Linked DNA regions of Homo sapiens: all the other regions are linked to region 7. A link is a contact called in ENCODE Hi-C or POLR2A ChIA-PET data. All regions are on one chromosome and are shown on one strand. Each heading gives the region's core, a stretch centred on a gene start or an enhancer-like site at or near the end of the contact. The rest is flanking DNA. Distances are from core to core; before and after follow the strand shown.

Region 1 (2,791 bases), core at 238-2,737, 260 kb after region 7:
AGTCTATGTCCGGAGTCTACTTTGTTTTTAATAAAGCCACTCCAGCTTTCTTTTGACTAGTGTTAGGATGGTGTATATTTTTCCATCCTTTTACTCTTAACCTTTTAGTGCTTTTCATTTAACATATTACCTGTAGGTAGCACCCATTTGGGTCTGACTTTTTGTTTATTTATTTATTTAATTATCTTTTTTTATTATACTTTAAGTTCTAGGGTACATGTGCACAAAGTGCAGGTTTGTTACATATGTATACATGTGCCATGTTGGTGTGCTGCACCCATTAACTCGTCATTTACATTAGGTATATCTTCTAATGCTATCCCTTCCCCCTCCCCCGACCCCACTATAGGCCCCGGTGTGTGATGTTCTCCACCCTGTGTCCAAGTGTTCTCATTGTTCAATTCTCACCTATGACTGAGAACATTTGGTGTTTGGTTTTCTGTCCTTGCGATAGTTTGCTCAGAATGATGGTTTCCAGCTTCATCCATGTCCCTACAAACGACATGAACTCATCCTTTTTATGGCTGCATAGTATTCCATGGTGTATATGTGCCACATTTTCTTAATCCAGTCTATCATTGATGCACATTTGGGTCTGACTTTTTAAAAAATCCAATCTGACAATCTTTTTAAATTAAGGTGTTTAGACCATTTACATTTAATGTGATTATTGATATGGTTGAGTTAATCATCTTATTTGTTTTCTGTCACAATTCTGGAATGAAAAGACGTTTTGCTCTTTATTATTACATGTTTCCTCCTTATGTAGCATAGGAAACTAGAAAAATGATTTTGAAAGTTAAATATTGTTAGACTACAACAGTGAAATCAGGCTCTTCCTAGGAAAAGCAAGCCCTTTTTTGCATTTGTTTATACTATTTTAACAAAGTGTTAATTATTCATCCTTCAAGATAAGGCAAGTAATTATCTGTGTATTTTTATCCGTTTCCATGTCGTCCTGAATCACGTTTTTCTCTCCAGATAACAGGAACATTGTCTCGAAGAATCCAGGACATTTGATTCTGAAATCTCCAATGTGAACCACACTTCCTCTCCTAGTATATAACCAACCAATTCTTTAGTTCAAGCTTTTCAAATTTATCCTAAGTCCCCTTCAAATAGCACAGAGAAGTGGAAGCCTATCGCTGGGGTCTGAGACAAAGGAGTTAAAGCACCTACATGTTGACATAATTTTACTTTAAATTCTTCTTTCTTCTTTAAAAGTTCTGCTCATTTGCATTCTCCATGGAGAGAAAAAGTAAATTATACTGACGCTCCGAGAGGGAAACGCTCTTCTCACATGGGGATCCTTGCTCATGGCAACAACCTGTGCACCCCGCGGGCTGGAACTCCCACGAATCCACTAGGCTCGGCTCCCTTAGGGGTCAGCCCCCATAGTATGCTGGGATCAACCTGAACGGATCACAGCTCAAGGCTTCTGAGGCTTTTTCTGTTCGGGACTGTATTTCCCAGCGGCCACCGCGCCAGTCCACTTCCGGTCTCCGGGGTCGACGACATAGCGGGGTAAGGTCTTCACGTCTGAGGAAGAGATCTGTGGCTGCGGGAGATCTCTGCGGATTGGGGCTCCAGCCTGACTGACCCGACAGTGCGGGTGGCCTAGGGGGAGGCGCTCAGAGTAGGAACCCGGGGGTGCAGACGGGATCTGCCGGATCCCCAGGCGTGTGTGTGCGCGGGTATCAGAGGAGGGGGATTGTGAGATCATGAGTGACGGAGGGGACTGTGAGTGTGTGCGTGAGGTTCTATGCACAGGCCCGGGAGGGCGTGTGGACGCAGCGCACTTTGCTGAGTGACACTGTGCCGGTGCCCCTAGGCTCCTGCTGCTTCCTCCCTCTTTCCGCTTCACAGCTGCGGGGACTGCAGCAGAGGAATGGCCCCAGTAGGGAGGTCAGATATTGAGCCGAGAATGAAGCTTTACACAAGAAAGCGCAGAAGTGCCCCCGAGTGTTCCCCAGGGGGGCAGCTACATGTTGAGAACCACAGCGTCCTCAGAGCTCTGTCCCCAGAAACCAGCTCCAAACTGGTTGTACTGGTTGAATCGATTCCTCTTCCTTTTACTTCCTTCCTATTTCGTGTGAAGTGAGGGAAATTGTGGCTATGGAGGGAGGGTGTTTTCAAACTTAGTCTGCGCTCCAAGAAATGCCTGGAGTCTCACGCTTGCCGTATCCTTCTCCAGTCGTATTTTTATCCAAAAGAAGGACCTGGAGGAGGATGAGAGCGTTACTGCTGCACACCTAAAGTCAAGGGTGAGTTTGTGCTTTGTATTTGTTCAAGACATGCGTTTTTGATTTTAGAATATTGAGATTTCCCCTTAAATTTTCAGTGAAACTAGGGGGATATGCAAATTGATTCGTGCCCCCTCCTTCACCTTTCCACTTAATAGTCACAAAACAATTTGGCAAATCGTTCACACCTTCCTGTGCGCTCTCTTTTTCGAAGCTGGTATAGAAATACACCTCCAGTAGTTAATATTAAAGCTCCATTTTAGACCCATATTTGGGAAGGAGGAGATTAGTGTTTAGGTGGAATCACACACTAGACATCAGTTGGTCTTTACAGACCTCCTTTTCAAAACAGGGAAGAATGGAGATGGTTGGATGATCTCCATTGCCTGTGAGGCATTCGGTAGTGGAAAAGTGACCGCACAGAAATTGGTATCAACAAGAGCCAGGATTTTTCCAGGGAGTCCATGAGATGATATTTGTAATACTTGCCAGATCTCTCTGAGGTTTGGCAGCTCCAGTTGTGTTTTAGGCGTGTGTGTGTGAGTGTG
Region 2 (2,807 bases), core at 1-2,500, 290 kb before region 7:
TAGAGCCGACAGAATTTGCTGACAAATTTGATGTAAGATGCAAAGAAATGTTCTGGAGAAGGGTGAGACAGAGGTGCAGATGACGTGCGCCAGGCACCAGTCTCTCTGTTCCTCTCCCAGCGCTGCTTCCCCTCGTGTTGGCTGCATTTTCAGGCCAGCTCTTCTCCCATGTAAGAACCCAGTGTTCCAAGCCTGTGCCCTTTCAGCACAGTATGTCTAGGAAGCCCCTTCTTCAACAATCAGCAGTAGTTCCAGAGCCAATGCTCATCAGTCCAGCTTCAGGGACACACCTGTCCCTAAGCCAGTTGCAAAGGCTGAAGGGAAGGGATTCTCTCACTGGCCAGGTCTGGAGTCTTCCAGTAGGGTCAACATGTGAACCAAATGAGCTGAGAGTGAAGGAGGCAGCTCTCCCTGTGGGAGAGACAGTTAAAGTAGTGGTTTTCAAAGTGTAGAGATGGGGTTTCACCATGTTGGCCAGGCTGGTCTCGAACTCCTGACCTCAGGTGATCCGCCTGCCTTGGCCTCCCAAAGCACTGGGATTATAGGTGTGAGCTACTGCGTCTGGTCTATAGCATTTTGTTTTGTTTTATAGAGACAGCTCTTGCTCTGTCGCCCAGGTTAGTCTAGAACTCATGGCCTCATGACATCCTCCTGCCTTGGCCTCCCAAAGCCCTGCGGTTACAGGCATGAATCACTGCCTGGATGATCATAGCTTTTTTTTTTTTTTTTTTTTTGAGACAGAGTCTCACTCTGTTGCCCAGGCTGGAGTGCAGTGGTTCGATCTCAGTTCACTGTAACCTCCGCCTTCCAGGTTCAAGCTATTCTCATGCCTCAGCCTCCCGAGTAGCTGGGATTACAGGTGCCCACCACCACACCCGGTTGCTTTTTTGTACTGTTTTGTAGAGACGGGGTTTCACCATGTTGGCCAGGCTGGTCTCGAACTTCTGGCCTCAAGTGATCCACCTGCCTCGGCCTCCCAAAGTGCTAGGATTACAGGTGTGGGCCACCACGCCAAGCCTACTAGCTATTGATGATGATGATGATGATGATGATGATGATGATGATGCCAACGATGACAACGACGATGACCCCAGCCTGCAAAACCAAGGGCTGGCTAGCAAAAGCTCGGGGCTCGCTGAAGACTTTACGAGCATCGGCCACTAGGGGGCGCAGCCGGCTTGGGCTGCGCCGGCGCGCGGTGGCCATCGGGGGGCGCTGCGTTGCTTGTCTGGCGAGCGCGGTGACCGCCTGGACTACCTCCCTCTGAACATTCCAGAGGAGAACGCGTCGGTCCCGGCCAGTGCCAGAAGCCCCAACGCCAGGTCTGGGGGTTAGTGCAGGGGATGCAGGCAGGATAACAATTAGATCCATGGGGCACACCCTCCAGGCCCGGCGGCGGGCGAGATCTCAGAAGAAAGATCCCACTCCCAGGATGCTGAAATTCGATTGCAGTTTTCCAGCACTGTTGGCCAGCCCTGTCGCAATTCCTGGGACATTTATGCAGCAAGGTGGTTGTGGGGGCGGGGTGGGAATGGGATACCCACAGAAGATTCCGAGGAAGGATGAGAATACTTGGAAATTGCCTGCAACCTTTGTTTGTGTGAGTTTTTCTTCTGTGAATGAGCTTTCGACAGATTCTCAAAGGGATCTAGACGCCCAAACAGAGACTGTTCAGAGCTTTGTCTCTTTCTCCAGAAAGCCTTCCCTGATCATCTCTCAGACTGGATCAAGTGTCTCCTCTGGGCATGCATGCCCTCTGATCTTCCCCCACCGCAGCCTGACCCCTGCCTGTGCCTCCCCCATACAGCACAGGCTCTCATGTGTGGTGATGTGTCGGTGTCCCCCATGAAGGCAAGGGCCTGGGATTTCTCAGGCACCAAGATTGTCACCATTGTTGTCCAATACAGGCCTTAGATACCAAAGGAAAGACATCTAACAGACACTTGCTCTCTTACTTCTAGGCCTTCGGAAGTGCTGTCCCCTCCACCTGGAACATGGTTCTCCACCTCTTTCTCTTTTCTTTTTCTCTCTCTTTCTTTCTTTCTTTCTCTTTCTTTCTTTCTTTCTTTCTTTCTTTCTTTCTTTCTTTCTTTCTTTCTTTCTTTTCCTTCCTTCTTTCCTTCCTTCCTTCCTCTCTCTCTCTCTCTTTCTTTCTGACAGAGTCTCACTCTGTTGCCCAGGCTGGAGTGCAGCGGTGCAATCCTGGCTCACTGCAACCTCTGCCTCCCGGGTTCAAGAGATTCTCCTGCCTCAGCCTCCGGAGTAGCTGGGATTATAGGCACCTCCACCCCTTTCATCTTGCTCATTTCCCTACAGTAATCAACTCTCAGCTCCAACATCTCCTCCTCCAGGAGCCCTCCCTAACCACCCCCCAAGGCTGGGTTAAAGTTTGTGTTCCTCGAATTCACTTATTGCAAAGCAGGAAAATATTTGTTGAATGAATGACTGAGGAATTAGTGGTTGGGTCGGGTTCCCTGTATCAGCTGGAGGGTAACTTTCTGAAACGCTTTGTAGAGTCGGCGTTTTTAAAGAAGGGCTTTATTGACTTATGATTCACATACCACACAAGTCACCCATGTGTAGTGTATAATTCAATGATTTTTGGTACAGACAGTTTTGTGCAACTGTCACCCCTTTGTGGAGCCTTGAGCCACTCCTTGTCTGACACTCCTCCCCACCAAGGCCTTGTGTTAGGTGTTTCTCACTGTCCTGTTGAAGGGGATGGGGTCTGGCCTCCTCCTCCACCCTGGGAGGGAGAATTGGTAAAGAAAAAGACCTAGCCAGGCCAGGTGCCGTGGGTCATACAT
Region 3 (2,867 bases), core at 366-2,865, 410 kb after region 7:
CTGTAAAATGTGATTTTTTACTTCCACTTATAATACTTGTGATTGGGGAGGTTTGTGGAAATTCAATTATGATGAAAAACCTCTATCTTTTTTGTAATGTTGGCATACTTGGGGGATTTAGTGGCAAATACATTCCCCAGCAGGCCTTTTGTTGGTTGCACTAACTGCAAGGTTGCTGGGAAGTAGAGTCCATTTGGTTGATGAGCTTTGACTGCGGTTTTGGAACCTTACCTCTCCTCCTTAGCCCAATATGCTGTCTCGGGTCCTATTCAAATAAAGTTATTTCTCCTGGTCTAAAAAAAAAAAAAAAAAAAAAAAGAATAAGGAGAATGAAATCTCTTGGCTGGGAGTGAGACAGCTGGCTGGCTTCCTATTTTGAGGTGGTTTAGTGAAAAAGAACAAAAGCCCCTTACTCAAGCTGTAGCTTGTCTGCAGCAGGATAATTAAGGAATCAGAGAGACCGTGGGGTTGAGGAGGAATTATTTAATTATTCAGGTGCACCGACCCAGTCAGATTAACATCCAAAGGACTGAGCCCTGAACAAAGAGTCAAGCTACCTTTTAAGCATTTCGTGGGGCTGGGGGAGATCTGTGCAGGGGGAAGCATATCACAGAAGTGAGAAACAAAGACAGTCATTCAATTGAGACATGCATTATATCATTTTTTTTTCAAGGAACAGCATGTTTTACGACTTGAGATTATCTGTCTAGTGATCTTACAGCTGCACAGCTAGAGAAACAGAGTCTTCACAATGCCTGGGAAAGGGAGAGATAAGGCTCACTAGCCATAGAAAAACAGGCAGTTAATTTTAAAGGACTCCAGCTCTTTCTCTTCCTCAGGGGGAATTGGGTTTTCTTACATACAACTAAGTTTTGCTTACACATTCTTTATTTCTTTTAATTCCTGTTCTATACCTAACCTCCAGCCAGTCAGCATCAGAGGCCCAAGAAGCTATTAACCACAAGTTCCTGCTTTAGGGGCTTAGGGACTTCCCCAGGAAGCCACAGGAACAGCTTAGGTTTCAACTTACAGTGATAATTTCCTTATTTCAATGCTAAAAATCATGCTCAGAGGTAGAGATTTAAAATGCCAATATTACATGCAATGTATGAAAAACCATGTTGAACCATTGTGCAGGCGCCAAGAAATCCCTTGTTAACACATGATGACAGGCACATCATGGCATCTGGACCCCTACAAGACAGATCGACTTGCTCCCTGTGGGGAGCAGCCTACCCTTTTCCTTTCACGGTGCTGACCTCCCTTCTGCACAAACGGAAACAAACTTTTTTTTTTTTTTCTCTTTAATACTGTGTCTGGTAATCTCACTTGATTTCTATCTTAGGAGACTACAACAAGCCAGGATGATGGTAACATCTCTGTCAAGATGACATAGATTTATTTTTCCTGGCTCCTCTCTGCTAAAAACCCTGGAATAACATAACAGACATTCTTAAGAGGACTCTGAAAGATAAAAAGAAGGAAAACTGACAAGGGCCTTAGAACTCGAGAAACATCTCAGTGGCCCAGCATCTCTCAATTTCCCACCCAACGACAGGACGTGGTCTAGATCCAGCATCTCCCCAGCCCCCTATCCAGCGGCAGAAAGCACCCAGGTAGGTGCTTTCCCCACCCTAGTGGATGGCAGAGATGAAGGAAGAGCCCTGCTGGCACCACGCAGCCCAGGGAAGTACTCTCCACCCTTTTGTGCCAGTGTCTCCTACTCCTAACGTAGCAGCACCAAGCAGGCCCCAAGAAAATGCTTTTAACCTCCATTGGTGGTACTAACAGGAATTGGGTATGAGCTCAACCAGCACCAGGCAAATGAAATAGACCGGAATAATAATGCAAGGGCTCTGAAAACTAAATTGTCATTGGAATCATAGCACACAAAAGTAGGCCAGGACCTGCATGCTAACCTAAAAACAGTGACTGCTAAAATGGAAGAGTTAAATAGGATCCAGGGTCTCCTCTCATAATACCAGAAATGTCCAGGATATAATTTAAAAATCATACATAATATGAACAACCAGAAAAATCACAACTTGAATGAGAAAAGCCAATCAACAATCTAACACTGAGATGAAAGATTTTAGAATTATCTGACAAAGATCTAAAGTAGCCATCATAAAAATGTTTCACCAAGCAAGTAGAAATTCCTTGCAAAGATGGGAAAGAAAAGAAAATCTCACCAAAGAAATGGAAAGTATGTTCTTAAAGAATCAAATGAAAATGATAAAACTGAAAAATACAATAACTAAAATAAAAACTCACTGGAAAGGCTCAAGAGCAGAGCAACTATGACAAAGGAAATAAGAAGTGAACTTGAAGATAGAACAATAAAAATTACCCAATCCAAAAAACAGAGAGACAATCAACTTTAAAAAAGAGAAACAGAAAATGACTAACAAGGGCTCAGAGAACCTGCAGGACAATTATAAAATAGCTAACATTTGTATTATCAGATTAACAGAAGGAGAAAAGAAAGTGGGGCTGAAAAATATTTGAAGAATAATGACCAAACCTTCCCAAATTTGGCAAAAGACATAAACCTACAGATGCAAGAAGCTAAACAGAATAAATCTGACGGATTCCATGCCAAAACACAGTATAACTAACTTATGAAAACAAAGGCAAACAATGAAACTATCTTGGAAGCAGCTAGAGAGGAATTATAAATTGTCTATAGGGAACACTGATCAAATGACAAAAAATTTCTTATCAAAAACCATGGAGAAGAAAGCCTGGAGCAATACTCTTCAAGTGCTGAAAGAAAATAACTATCTGCTGAGAATCTTTTTTTTTTTTTTTTTGAGACAGTCTCGCTCTGTCCTCCAGGCTGGAATGCAGTGGTGTGCTTTTGGCTC
Region 4 (2,720 bases), core at 61-2,560, 380 kb after region 7:
GCTTCACCTCCTCCTGGGCATGGAGAAATTCCTTTTTCAGGTTCTTTTGCTCATCTTTGATGTATTCCTCCTGCACCTCCAGGAACTCCAGCTCTTGCTGCAGCTTCTGCGAGCAGAGAGGGGACAGAAGGGGATGGCTCCAGACTTGCTGATCCAGAGAGTGGTGGAAAGTGGGGAAGAGTATGAGATGTCAGGTCCTGTGCAAGGTCTGGGTTGGGGGTCGAATGTACCTTGTAGCGGCTGTACAGGTCCTCCAGGTCCTCAGGCTCAGGGCCCAGGAAGGACAGGCCGGTCTGGGGCCGGGACACGGACAGTGCTGGGATCTCATCCTAGACGAAAGGGGATAACTCACATTGGAAGAAGACAGTCCTCTCATGAAAGCTTCCCAACTTCACTAATGTTTGTTCCCCTCCCCACTTCACCCTGATGTCACTTAGCCCCTAACAGACCCCTGATATCTTAAGACCCTCTAAATAGATCCTGGAAACCTTTTGGCCACCTAAACAAGCTCTTTATGTCAACTTGCCCCTCAAACAGATCTTATGTTATCATATACCACTCATAACATGTCCCCAGTGTCACACAACCCCCAACTAGGATCTAAACGTCACATCAACTCCTTATCAGACCCAAATGCCACCCAATCCCCTTCAAGAGGTTCCTAATGTCACATGGCTCTCCTAGATAGGCTGTTAAAGTGACTGCGCCTTCAACGAGTCCCAACATTCCCCAGTTTCCCCTCAAAGATCCCTTATGTCACAGTCTCCTAACTCACCTTAGACCTAAATATCACTCAGGCAAGCCACAGATAATACTTAACTACCCGCCCCATTACCCCCATCAGCAAAGCCCTGAACATCAGTCAGCCCCGCAGCCCAGACCCGGGGATCACTCGGCCGCACGGCGGGATCCCATATATCACTCACCGCCTGACCCAATCCCAACGCCGGGCCACCGACCTCACTAAGCACTACCGGCCAGGGTTCGAAATCAATCCGTCTCAAAGACCCACTAACGTCACTCACTCCCCCAGCCCCGCTTTCTGAGCCTTACCTCCTACCATCACTCGGCCACCCAGACAGGCCTTCGAATGGCACAAAGCTCTCCACCGAGGCCTCTAAAATAACCCCAACCTGGGCCGGGGTCCTGGAAGCCATTCCTCCCCCCACTCAGGTCTGGCTTCACCCTCTCCCCGCGAGCCCGGCCCGGACTAAAAAGCCCAAGTCCCCACTGTACCTGAGCCTTCTCCACCAAGATGCCTATCTCCTCCATAGTGACCAAGCCGGCCTCTGTGTGGCCTGGGATGATCTGTCACCGCTTCCGCTGACGACAACGGAAGTCCCTGGCTGAGGAGGCTTCTGGGAAGTGTAGTTTAAGTTACGGCTGAGAGGTGCTGGAAGGGCAGGATAGGACGAAGGGCTGGTCTGGGCTCCGCCCTCAACATAAGCTCATGCGCTGTCCGTACCCGCAGGCGCGAGGGCGGGACGGGAGCTGTGGGCGTGCGCAGTATCACGCGGTGGCGCCATCTCGCCCTGCCGTGGAGGGCTGGGGGTTCTCTCCGGGAGGTGGCGCAGCCCCGTTGCTCTTTCAACGGAGTAAGTTCGCAGAGCTCTGGCACGGACAGTCTGGCGGCCAACTGCTCTTCGCTTTCTAGTGTCTGGGCTGGAGGGTCCTTGAGCTGGGTTCCACAGAAGGGATTGATCGTACGGGCGGGTAAGGTCTCCACGTGGCGCTGATCCAAAGATTGTGCGCCGCGCGGGCGTGGGAAGATCCGAGCTGCCCCTGAAGGTGACATTTCATACTGGGCTTTACCCCGGGATTGAGGAGCCCCGAGCCCGCAGTGAGCAACCAATCGAGTAGAACCCACGCGTCTGGGCTGGGGAAAAGGAGGCAGCGAGTGCCCAGAAGTTGGGTAGCACAGGAGATCCATAGACCTTAGTTCTGTATCCCAGGTTTCCGCCTTACAGATCTATGCCAGGTCCTGCGCTTAAGCTTTACAGGCATCATCGTCGCAAGTATTATGTTTCCTCATTTATAGAGAAGGAGACAAGCTCAGAGCCACGAAGCCACCAGCCACAGTCAACAATGTGCCGAAGGGACAAAGCATAGATTGGGACCCAGGTCTGTCTGTCCCCAAAGCCTGTACTCTTGGCCCCAGGGAAACACTGCTACCCTTCACACCAGCTACAATTTTTGTTAAGTAAACCTTTTATTGAAGTTAAATAAAGAGAAGAGCACAAATCATTACAGCTCGACAAAATTACACAAAGTGAACATGCCCATACAACCTGAATCCAGATCGCAAAACCAAACAGTAGAAGCCTCATGTGCTCCCCTTTCCCCCATCCCTTCTTCTCCCCCCTCCACTCCCCGCCCCGAGACGGAGTCTCACTCTGTTGCCCAGGCTAATATTTGTATTTTTAGTAGAGACAGGGTTTCACCATGTTGGCCAGGCCGGTCACAAACTCCTGACCTCAAGTGATCTGCCTGCCTTGGCCTCCCAAAGTGCTGGGATTATAGGCGTGAGCCACCACATCCGGCCTCCCGATCCCTTCTAAAGGTTATCATTCATCTGTTTTTTTCTTTTTTTTTTAAGAGCTAGAGTCTCTGTCGCCCAGGCTGGAGTGCAGTGGCACGATCATAGCTCACTAGAGTCTCCAACTGCTGGCCTCAAGCTATCCTCTCTCCTCAGCCTCTGAAAGCACTGGGATTACAGGCAT
Region 5 (3,108 bases), core at 136-2,635, 340 kb before region 7:
ACAGCCTCCATGGGGGATTCAGTCCCCAGAGCAGGCCGTACCCTGCTGTAGTGCCTCTTATCCCTTCCCCGTCTGCCCTGGGTCAGAGGAGCCCCCTTGGGCTTCCCAGTCTTGCCTGGCTCTCCTCCTTGGCCCAGGAGCTCAGGATCCCTGGGGCTGGGGAACTCCCAACTTCGTGCCCTAGATCCTGCACCTCCCCACTCGAAAGTGGGTATCCGAAAACTAAGCCAGGGAAGCGGTTAACTTATCTTTGCCAACATTTGAGGGAGCCTTGGGCCGCTGCATGTCGTTATGCAGATCAGACTCATCAGGGGGAGCCCTCACCTCTGCCTCAAGCCTCCCGTGGAAGGCGAGATGGTCCTGGAGGCAGTCCTCACCTCTGCCTCCCTCGCTCCTCCAACAGCTGCCTTCTCCCGGGTTCCAGCCTCTCAGTGTGTTGGAGAGGTAGGGGTGCGGGGTGGGGGGGAGCTGAATCTTCAATCGGAATAAAAGCAGCCCTCCCCTTCCCCCAGCTCTTTTCTCTGCGCTAGGGTTGGGGGGAGAGGGGGAGGAGCTCGCCAGCGGCCTCCAGGTGCAGATGGCCAGCCCCCCTGCACCCCCTTGTCTGAAAGCCTCAGCCCTGCCTGTGCCATCTGTTGCCGGGAACCTCCTTCTCGCCTTCCCCACCCCCCCCCACGTGCTGACCACCTGCTCTAAGGGCTGTGGCAGCTGAGGCCTCCCACACACACAGTGCCTCTTGGCTGCGGGCTCCCTCCCCTCACTCCTGGCAACCTCGCCTTTACTAATGGGCTCTAATGTCCCTGCCAGCTGCTTTGCCAAACCCACAGGATTGGCGTAGGGGGCGGCGGGGGCGCCGTAGCGGCCAGAACCGCGCCCTGGTCCCACCCCGGCGCCCCCGTTCCCAAAGCCGAACCGATCGCGCATCAGGACGCCTTGGTCTGTTCACACCCCCTCCCCTTCCTTGCAAAAAGTGCCTCGTCACCGCTCCTGCCCGCCCCCGCCGGGCTGGGGAACCATGGGGTTAGCGGGAAGATTTGGGGGTGTGGGGCGGCAAGGCGCCTCTAGAAGCAACTCTTTCGGACGCGGAGCTGGAGGGGATCTGAGGTCAGGTGTCACGGAGGGAAAGGGAGCCCAGGCCAGGACGGACCGGGGGAAAGGACTCGGCGATGTTCATAGGCATGCTCAGCTCGGGACTGGCCAATGGGCGTGGCGGGGCGGTGGCCGCGCCGGGGAAGGCGGGATGGTGTCTGCGTGTGGGCGGGGTCTTCAGGCCAAGGGGCGGGGCGGGGCGGGACCTTTCTGCATATACGGCAGGCGGCGGGCCAATGGGCGGGGTCGGGGCGGGGAGCCGAGGCCGAGGGACGCTCCCCCGCCCCCGGAACGGAATCCTCCCGGGAGCCGAGGAGGCTCGCGCGCGTGCATCCCGCACCATCCCCCGGCCCCGGGCCCTGGCCGGCGTCAGACCGAGCTGCCGCCGCCACCACCGCAGCAGCAGCAGTCGGGGAGCCAGGCCCAGCCAGGGCCGCGGGAGGCGGGGGCGCCCGGGCCCTGGATGTCCCGCAGCGCGGCGGCCAGCGTGAGAAGGGCGGGAGAGGGGGGCTCGGGTCGGGGGCGGCGCCGCTGCTGATGTGGCGGAGGGTGGGAGGCGGCCGCGGCGCCCGGATGGAGAGAGGGTGCCAAGGCTGGAGAGGGTGGTCCCGGGTGGGGGTCCAGGAACAGGCCCAACAAGCCAAAGCCCAGGAGACCGGGGTCTTGGGCACAGACCCCTGGGCCATCTCTTGCCAAGGCCCTGGAAATAGGGATCCTGGACACAGACCCCCCACAAAACCAAGGACAGGGGTACAGAGATTCTAGGTACAACTCCTAGAACTAGATGGGGATGGAGATGGGGTCGGGGACACAGCCCCCGTATCAAACCAAGGCCTCCAGGACGCGATTCCAGACACAATCCCTACCTCTCCCTGCCTAAGGGGGTCTCAGCACAACAACTGCCTAGGTACGGTCTCGAGGATGGGGTCACTGGGTACAGCGTTCCCACCACGCCAAGGCCTAGGGGGACTCCAAGCACAGCCTGCCCCCAGGTCTCAGAGGCACCCTGGGCACAGCATCCCCCCAATCCTTGGGCGGAGTCCCAGGCACAGCCACTTCTCAAAACAAGGTCCCTGTGCCTGGGACTCCACCCCACCCCAGCCTGAATAAAATAAGGACAATTTCAGGCAACCCCCAATCCCTCCACCCCCTGGCTTGGTCATGGGTCCCAGGGCACAGGATCCCTAGGCCACCCCCTTTGTCCCCAGGGCTGCCCAGCTGTCCAAGAGTGGCCCCACCCGCAGACAATGCACCGCTTCCCCCTCCTGGACCTGGCCCTCAGGCTCCAGGATACAGGCTGGGCTGGGGGCGGCTCCCCAGGGACCGGGTGCAGCCCTGTCTGTCTGCAGTGTCTGCGGTGACGGTGACGGCGGCTTTGTGTGTGGTACCTGGGGGGAAGGGGGGAAGCAAGCGATGGGGAGGTGGCTAGGAGTGTGCCCTGTGTTTGTGTGACTGTGGCTGTGTATGTGTGTGTGTGTGTGCACGCGTACGCTGCAGCTGGTGACTGAGGAATCCTGTGTCGTGTGTGTGTGCTTGTGGTGGTGTCTATGATTGTGTCTGTGACCCTAGTATCTGTGTGACTGTGTATGTGTGTGTGACAGCTGCTCACTGTGCAGAATCCTGTACTTTTTAGTCTGTCTGTGTTTGGAGGTGTGCATGGTTGTGACTGTGGTTGTCTGTGATTGTGTCTTTTGTGACCCTGTGTTTGTATGCCTCGGTAACTATAACTGGGTATGTGACAGTATGTGTTGAGTCTGGGGGTGGGCATGCGTGTGACTGACAGGACGTGGGTGGAGTTGTGACTGTGTGTGAGTGGAGTTGTCTATGGCTCCATGTGCATGTGTGACCCTCCCAGTGACTGACAATGTTTATAGTTGTGTCTCTACCTGATTTTATATACGTGAGTGACACACACCTGTCTGTGCAACTCTGCCTGTGTGACTGCCATTGTGTCTGAAGTCACATTGTATCTGTGTGACTGGGGTTGTGTGACAGTATTGTGTATGACAGTGGTTGCGT
Region 6 (2,700 bases), core at 1-2,500, 350 kb after region 7:
AAAGGAAGGCCTGGGATAGGTCACTGGACAATTCAGGAAAAGCAAAGCAATGTTTCCATTTCCTAAAAACAAAAACATTTTATGCATTTATTTAAAGATTTACTTAAAGATATAGACCAGAGAGTTGCAATTTATGTGACAAATAATTTAGTCTTTTTAGATTGAATCAAATGAACTTCTTCAAAGGGAAAAATGCAAATGAAAGCTACAGAAAGTACCTGGGGATGTGATTTTTGTGACTGTGAGCAATGAGGTGACAGGCTCTGTGGTAGATTGTGGCTGTGCTTGACATAGCAGTGTGGTACCACGCCGTATGACTGGGTGCAGGCAAGGCTGTGTGAGGATTAGAATGTGTGATTTCCATTTTATGAATAAAAAGGAAATATAAACTTACCTGGACCTGAACTTTTAGACCTGCTACAACAATTGTTCCCTCCTTTTCAGGATCCCTGTTTTGATGAATAGCAGAATGGGGGAAGAAAAATAATCATGAGACAGCAGGCCTTTCTTAAGAGCACAGACCGACCTAGAATATCCCCTCCAGCGCCACATCTGTGCTGACCTCACGCACATAACAGCTGTGTGAGAGTGAGGCTGGGATCTGTCTCTGAACTCACACCAGGTTTCTAGATCAAAGGTATGGGAATGCAGTGGTTCTGAAACATGCAGCTGCCCACACAGCGGCTCCAACTGCGCAGTCTTCCAACCTGTCGTCCCAGGAGTCTGTTTTAGGGACACTTCTAATTCAAAAGTCCAATCGCCAACCCAGGTCTGTACCTTCTTGCTGGGAACCTTCATCCCAGAGCTCGATATTTGACTTCCCTCTTGGGGACACTGCTGTGTGCAAACACCGAGGCCGTGAGGAGGGTAGAGGGTCAGTGACACACACCAGAGAGCCAGGCACCTGTCTCAGCCTCACACCCGCACCCACACCCGCCCAACCCGGTCCTGACAGGCGCCCCGTCGCGCGCACACACACACATACACCGTCTGCCACATTTTGTCACACAATTTCCCTTCTCCGCTCCCCAAGCACGCACAGGCCTGAGGCTCCCTGCGGGCACGACACGCCAGGTCTGGGCCCTGGAGCGCCTCACTTTGGGCGGCAGTTCTATCCCCAGTCCTACTCGTAAGAGTCCCGTTCCGCCTCACCTAGCTCGGACTTCTCGCCCGCAAGTGAATAATAACGGTTAAGGTGACTGAACCGTTAAGAACGCAATGTAAAGGGCCCTTGGGGTCCAGGCAACACTGCCCAAGGGGCTTCTGGGAAATGTAGTCCACAGCCGGAAACTGATCCTTTTGGGCGGAGGCGCAGGCGCGCGCGCATCCGGCGGGTTCGACTCACTTACCAGGAACCCACGCAGGAAGCTGAGGAGGAGAACAGACGCCTCTGGGCCACTGGCCGGGCCACTTGAGCGTGGGACCGCCGAGTGTGACCCTGAGGCCGAGTGCGTGCGGGACTGGGCGATAGCTCCGCCAGGCAGGATTTTGTTTGTTTCACCTCTTGAGGTAGTCCCGGCGTGTAGTACATAATAGGCGCTTAATATGTGTATTGTAAAGAATGAGTGCCTGGCCATTTGTATTTGCCTTGTGAGCGCGTGTGTGTGGCACTGTGAGGGTTGCGGGACCGACGGAACCTCTCTGGCTCTGGCGGGTTGTGTTTCCGCGTGTGTGTAATTTGAGTGTGAGTCAGTGTGTAGTGAGTGAAGGGATCTGACTGGAGAAAACCACAGTAAATACCCGGGGCTGTGATTTTTGTGACTTTGGTCAATGGGACGACAGGCTCTGTGGTAGACTGGCTGTGCTTGACGTAACAATGTGGTACTATGCCGTGTGGTTGCCGGCAAGGCTATGTGAAGATGAGAATGTGTGATTTGGAAAATCTGGATGTGGAACATCACGGGTGCCAGTGGAATTGTGACTCTGTGTGTGTATAAAAGTTTGCAACCATAGGCCTATATGTCTGTGGGATAAAGAGAATATGTTGCGTCTTCTTGGAGTATCAGCTTTATTTAAACATTTGCATCAGAGAGTTGCGATTTATGTGCCAAAGATTTTTGTCTTTTTATATTGAATTAAATGAATTTTTTACAAAGAGAAAAATGAAAATAATAGTAACTTTCAAAAAATATTAAGAATTTCCTTCCACTCTTATATTCTGGCAATGGATCTTTGGCAATGGGTCTTTGGCAGATCAATTTGAAAAGCTTGGACTGAGGAAATTATACTTGGAAAGCACATTAGGCAGTCAGCCCTTGGTTCCTAAATACCATGCTCCACTGAAAGGAGCAAGGCTCCATGGAGAAATGGCAGATTCCAGAGCTGGGGAAGGGAAAGTTCAGAATGAACTTGGAACATCTTGTGCTTGAAAGTAAGGCAGTGCTCAAAGAATGGTGGGGACGTGTTCAAAGGACATGGAAACCAGATTGAAGGGACTTCCACTGACCAAACTTGACATGGTTTGAGCATCAAAATAAATAATGCTAGTTATAGATTAAAACCCATTAAATAACAGAGGGAATCATAATTCCAAACTGATATAAATTAGTACGTGAAAAAAAATTGAAAGTTTGATGAGGGACTGGATGTTTACATTGTTGCAAAGAACCCCTGCCCCCCCCCAAATCCCTTAAAAATGTGTCAATATAAGGCTGGGCACGGTGGCTTATGCCTATAATCCCAGCACTTTGGGAGGCCGAG
Region 7 (2,848 bases), core at 167-2,666:
CTAATTTTGTATTTTTAGTAGAGACGGGGTTTCTCCATGTTGATCAGGCTGGTCTCGAACTCCCGACATCAGGTGATCCGCCCACCTTGGCCTCCTAAAGTGCTGGGATTACAGGCATGAGCCACCGCACCCGGCCGAGGGTGACATGGTTAATAACAATATTAGCCAAAAACACCATGTCAAGCTGAGCCTACCACAAGAATAAACTCACAGAATCGTCACACTCAGCCCTGATGTGGATGTCCCCGTGTGCATTTTGCAGATGAAGCTGGGATTGGAAAGGTGCCATAAGGCAGTCAAGGTATCCAGAGGTGTAGTGGTGGGGCTGGGATTCTGACACACCCCAGGTAATGGGCTGCAGTACCCCGTATGTTATGTGAGATGTGACACGGGGAAATGACGAAGACACGGAGGGAAGAAAAATAACTGTAAGGCTGGGTGGCTCCTTATGGGGAAAACTGGAAGCATGAGGAGTGGATGGTGACTGGTCAGAGGAACAGTGATGCCAAGGGAGGGACAAAGACACAAGGGGTAATGATGACGTAAGAGTTGCATTAGCGCGATTTAAGAAGAGCGATGGGGACAGTAGCCATGCGAAGGTGACTTGGGGGTATGATGAGGGTTTAAAGAGAAATGAGGATTTTATAAAGGAGAAATGGCAACAAAAGCAGGATGCAGGTAACATATGGCGATGACGAATTTAAAGGGAGCGATTACGACCTATGGTGGCAAAGAGGGCTTACAGGGAACGAAAGCGAGTTAAGGGCGTTGATGACAACAAGAGGAGTTGTGAGGATTTAAAGAGGGTGATGGCGACAGAAGGAGTTGTGAGGATTTAAGTGGGATGAGACAGAAGGAGAGGAATGGTGACATAAAGAGACCGAGGACGACATAAATTATAGCGTGGAAGACAACGCTATAATTATATATATTATATTCCATATATTATATTCCATATAATATATATTATATTCCATGCATTATAGCGTGGAAGACAACACGAGGAGGGTAGCCGAGGCGCCGCGCCCCCAGATCGCACAGTACCTGCACTCCACGTCTCCCACTCCGAGACCCAGCCCCACACGCACCTTCCAGGCTGTATCCCCGCCTGACGGCCCCTCCTAGCCGCGCGCAGGCGCACTACGGCTAGACTGCAGGCCGGCGGGGGCCAGGCATGCGCCTTTCTCATTGGCCGCGCCGCTTGCTAGCTTCGGGCGGAGGGGAGCGCCGGGCCGACGGTGGGCGGTCACGTGACGGTTACGACTGCACTCTCGCTGGTGTCGGTGGGCGGTCACGTGATGGTTATGGCCGCACTCTCGCTGGTGGCGGCCTGTTGGGGTAGAGCGGCCGCGGACGAGTCAGTTCAGCTTCCGGCGGTGAGAGGATGCTTCCGGGGCGGGCAGCCCGGGCCGGGGGAGGAGTGTCTGACAGTTGGCGCCGCCGGGAGGGAGGGCGGGCGGCGCGAGTGGGCGCGGGCCCGGTGGGCCAGGTGAGGCGCGGGCCGGGGGTGGTGGGACTGGGCCGGTTGCGGTAGGGACGGGTGGCGTCCGGGTGTCTGGACTCAGTTCGGGCTCCGTTGTACGGCTTCGGACTTACGATTTGTTTCTTTGAGCCTCAGTTTCCTCCCCTGTGGAATGGGGGTTAGAATCCGACTGTATCACCGGCTTTATAAATGGGAGTGAGAAGTCAGGTCGTGTACGTTGGATGCCTTAGCTCAGCGCCTCCGCATAACGCTCACTTCGTTACTATACTATTATTATTAGTATTGATGTTTGAGCGCTTAGTATGAAAAATTGTTGGGTTTGGAAGCCGTCGAATTTTGGTTCAAGTCCCGCTCCACTGTGCGGCAGTGGGGCCTGTGTCTTCGCTTCCTTGAACCCCGTTTTTTCTCATCTGTACAATGAGAGCAGATAGTCCCAATATCATAGGGTCGTCTTGAGGATTCTGATGAAATCTGTGTGTGTAAAGATTTTAAGCAGAGGGGCTGGCACAGTGAGAGCTCGTGGATTGGGACTATAATGATAATGATTCTGAGAGTCATTGGTGTAGCTGGGAATTCCAGGGAAGCTGGGGGAGAAAGCTCAGAGACAGCAATAGGAAAAACTTAGAATTGGAGCCGGGGAAATCGACATCCTGTCACTTACTATTTGACCAATTTTGCTGAGTCCTGAAGTACTAGTTTTTTTCTTTTTCTTGATAATGACTAGTGCATTTTTTTCCCCAGTAAGTTAATTTGAGAAGGCAAATTTGCATTGCTGTCTTCTTCTTTTTTTTTTCTTTGAGACGGAGTTTCGCTCTTGTTGCCCAGGCTGGAGTGCAATGGTGCAATTTCGTCTCACCGCAACCTCCGCTTCCTGGGTTCAAGGGATTCTCCTGCCTCAACCTTCCGAGTAGCTGGGATTACAGGCATGCGCCACCACGCCCGGCTAATTTTTTTTGTATTTTAGTAGAGACGGGGTTTCTGCATGTTGGTCAGGCTGGTCTCGAACTTCTGACTTCAGGTGATCTGCCCGCCTCTGCCTCCCAAAGTGCTGGGATTACAGGTGTGAGCCACCGTGCCCGGCGCATTGCTGTCTTCAATGGAAAACTAGCATTGCTGGCCATGAGAGGAAGGAAAAGTTCAGGTAAAATACAATGGAAACTGAACAGCCCATTACATTGTACACTGAAATGGAAAGATAATTGAAAAGGAATACTACGTATTCCCTTTGAATAGGGATACTGTTCAGAACCTGTACTGTGTGATTCCCTGTTGTCAGATCCCATGGACCCCCATTAAGTTGTCCTTATACTTGTTCCCAGCTCACACTTTGTATAAAACTAGCATTAAGTCAGTGACTGTCCCACT

Evidence for each region. Hi-C counts contacts between places; a loop is a spot of excess contacts on that map. ChIA-PET counts read pairs that join two places held with the same protein, here RNA polymerase II (POLR2A). Pooled maps may share reads with other maps.
Region 1: a loop to region 7 is called in a map with no recorded cell type, with 22 times the contacts of the local background. The contact joins the promoter of ZNF780A here to the promoter of C19orf47 in region 7. A Hi-C loop is called at or near these places in 1 of 37 single-sample maps with no recorded cell type and 8 of 50 pooled maps. POLR2A ChIA-PET finds 5 or more read pairs at or near these places in 1 of 52 experiments (activated CD4-positive, alpha-beta T cell).
Region 2: a pooled map shows a loop between it and region 7 (3-fold over the local background). The contact joins the enhancer-like site here to the promoter of C19orf47 in region 7. A Hi-C loop is called at or near these places in 4 of 50 pooled maps. POLR2A ChIA-PET finds 5 or more read pairs at or near these places in 4 of 52 experiments (B cell, BJ, HEK293 and 1 more).
Region 3: a loop to region 7 is called in a pooled map, with 6 times the contacts of the local background. The contact joins the enhancer-like site here to the promoter of C19orf47 in region 7. A Hi-C loop is called at or near these places in 1 of 37 single-sample maps with no recorded cell type and 4 of 50 pooled maps. POLR2A ChIA-PET finds 5 or more read pairs at or near these places in 2 of 52 experiments (CD8-positive, alpha-beta T cell and Panc1).
Region 4: a loop to region 7 is called in a pooled map, with 13 times the contacts of the local background. The contact joins the promoter of PSMC4 here to the promoter of C19orf47 in region 7. A Hi-C loop is called at or near these places in 2 of 37 single-sample maps with no recorded cell type and 12 of 50 pooled maps. POLR2A ChIA-PET finds 5 or more read pairs at or near these places in 1 of 52 experiments (Caco-2).
Region 5: a loop to region 7 is called in a map of naive thymus-derived CD4-positive, alpha-beta T cell, with 8 times the contacts of the local background. The contact joins the promoter of NUMBL here to the promoter of C19orf47 in region 7. A Hi-C loop is called at or near these places in 1 of 168 maps with a recorded cell type or tissue (naive thymus-derived CD4-positive, alpha-beta T cell), 1 of 37 single-sample maps with no recorded cell type and 7 of 50 pooled maps. POLR2A ChIA-PET finds 5 or more read pairs at or near these places in 1 of 52 experiments (H1).
Region 6: a map with no recorded cell type shows a loop between it and region 7 (9-fold over the local background). The contact joins the promoter of ZNF546 here to the promoter of C19orf47 in region 7. A Hi-C loop is called at or near these places in 3 of 37 single-sample maps with no recorded cell type and 9 of 50 pooled maps.

The regions. Positions count from the first base shown.
Region 1 is chr19:40,089,639-40,092,429 of GRCh38, reverse strand. It overlaps ZNF780A (zinc finger protein 780A), which reads left to right and starts at 1,487. Exons shown (of 6, transcript NM_001142578.2): 1 at 1,487-1,524; 2 at 2,195-2,264. RefSeq lists a silencer at 1,336-1,665 and an enhancer at 1,213-1,754.
Region 2 is chr19:40,633,059-40,635,865 of GRCh38, reverse strand. No RefSeq gene overlaps it. Among named protein-coding and RNA genes, the nearest start is that of LTBP4, 33 kb to the right of the region's middle. Within about 2 kb of position 1,250, at least 8 of the 41 ENCODE cell types and tissues checked have a DNase peak (open chromatin) inside an H3K27ac peak, as active enhancers do.
Region 3 is chr19:39,940,084-39,942,950 of GRCh38, reverse strand. It overlaps the pseudogene PRR13P5. Among named protein-coding and RNA genes, the nearest start is that of FCGBP, 6.9 kb to the right of the region's middle. RefSeq lists enhancers at 1,013-1,102, 1,203-1,282. Within about 2 kb of position 1,615, at least 12 of the 41 ENCODE cell types and tissues checked have a DNase peak (open chromatin) inside an H3K27ac peak, as active enhancers do; they include CD8-positive, alpha-beta T cell, where a contact is called at or near this core.
Region 4 is chr19:39,969,755-39,972,474 of GRCh38, reverse strand. PSMC4 (proteasome 26S subunit, ATPase 4) reads right to left here and starts at 1,310. Exons shown (of 11, transcript NM_006503.4): 1 at 1,237-1,310; 2 at 231-329; 3 at 1-106. The coding sequence starts at 1,272. LOC124904720 (a long non-coding RNA gene) reads left to right here and starts at 1,504. Exons shown (of 3, transcript XR_007067260.1): 1 at 1,504-1,595; 2 at 2,039-2,121. RefSeq lists enhancers at 347-1,026, 1,051-1,440, 1,941-1,990.
Region 5 is chr19:40,688,928-40,692,035 of GRCh38, reverse strand. It overlaps NUMBL (NUMB like endocytic adaptor protein), which reads left to right and starts at 1,385. Exons shown (of 10, transcript NM_004756.5): 1 at 1,385-1,576. The coding sequence starts at 1,553. It overlaps COQ8B (coenzyme Q8B), which reads left to right. Exons shown (of 15, transcript NM_024876.4): 15 at 1-506. The coding sequence ends at 1. RefSeq lists silencers at 693-932, 1,253-1,592 and enhancers at 279-1,216, 2,432-2,481, 2,155-3,094.
Region 6 is chr19:39,995,610-39,998,309 of GRCh38, reverse strand. It overlaps ZNF546 (zinc finger protein 546), which reads right to left and starts at 1,250. Exons shown (of 7, transcript NM_178544.5): 1 at 1,153-1,250; 2 at 395-449; 3 at 1-62. RefSeq lists a silencer at 216-315 and enhancers at 1,134-1,428, 1,101-1,600, 1,436-1,615, 1,601-2,102.
Region 7 is chr19:40,346,965-40,349,812 of GRCh38, reverse strand. It overlaps C19orf47 (chromosome 19 open reading frame 47), which reads left to right and starts at 1,416. Exons shown (of 9, transcript NM_001256441.2): 1 at 1,416-1,489. It overlaps PLD3 (phospholipase D family member 3), which reads right to left and starts at 1,118. Exons shown (of 13, transcript NM_012268.4): 1 at 1,045-1,118. RefSeq lists an enhancer at 1,172-1,461 and a silencer at 1,452-1,541.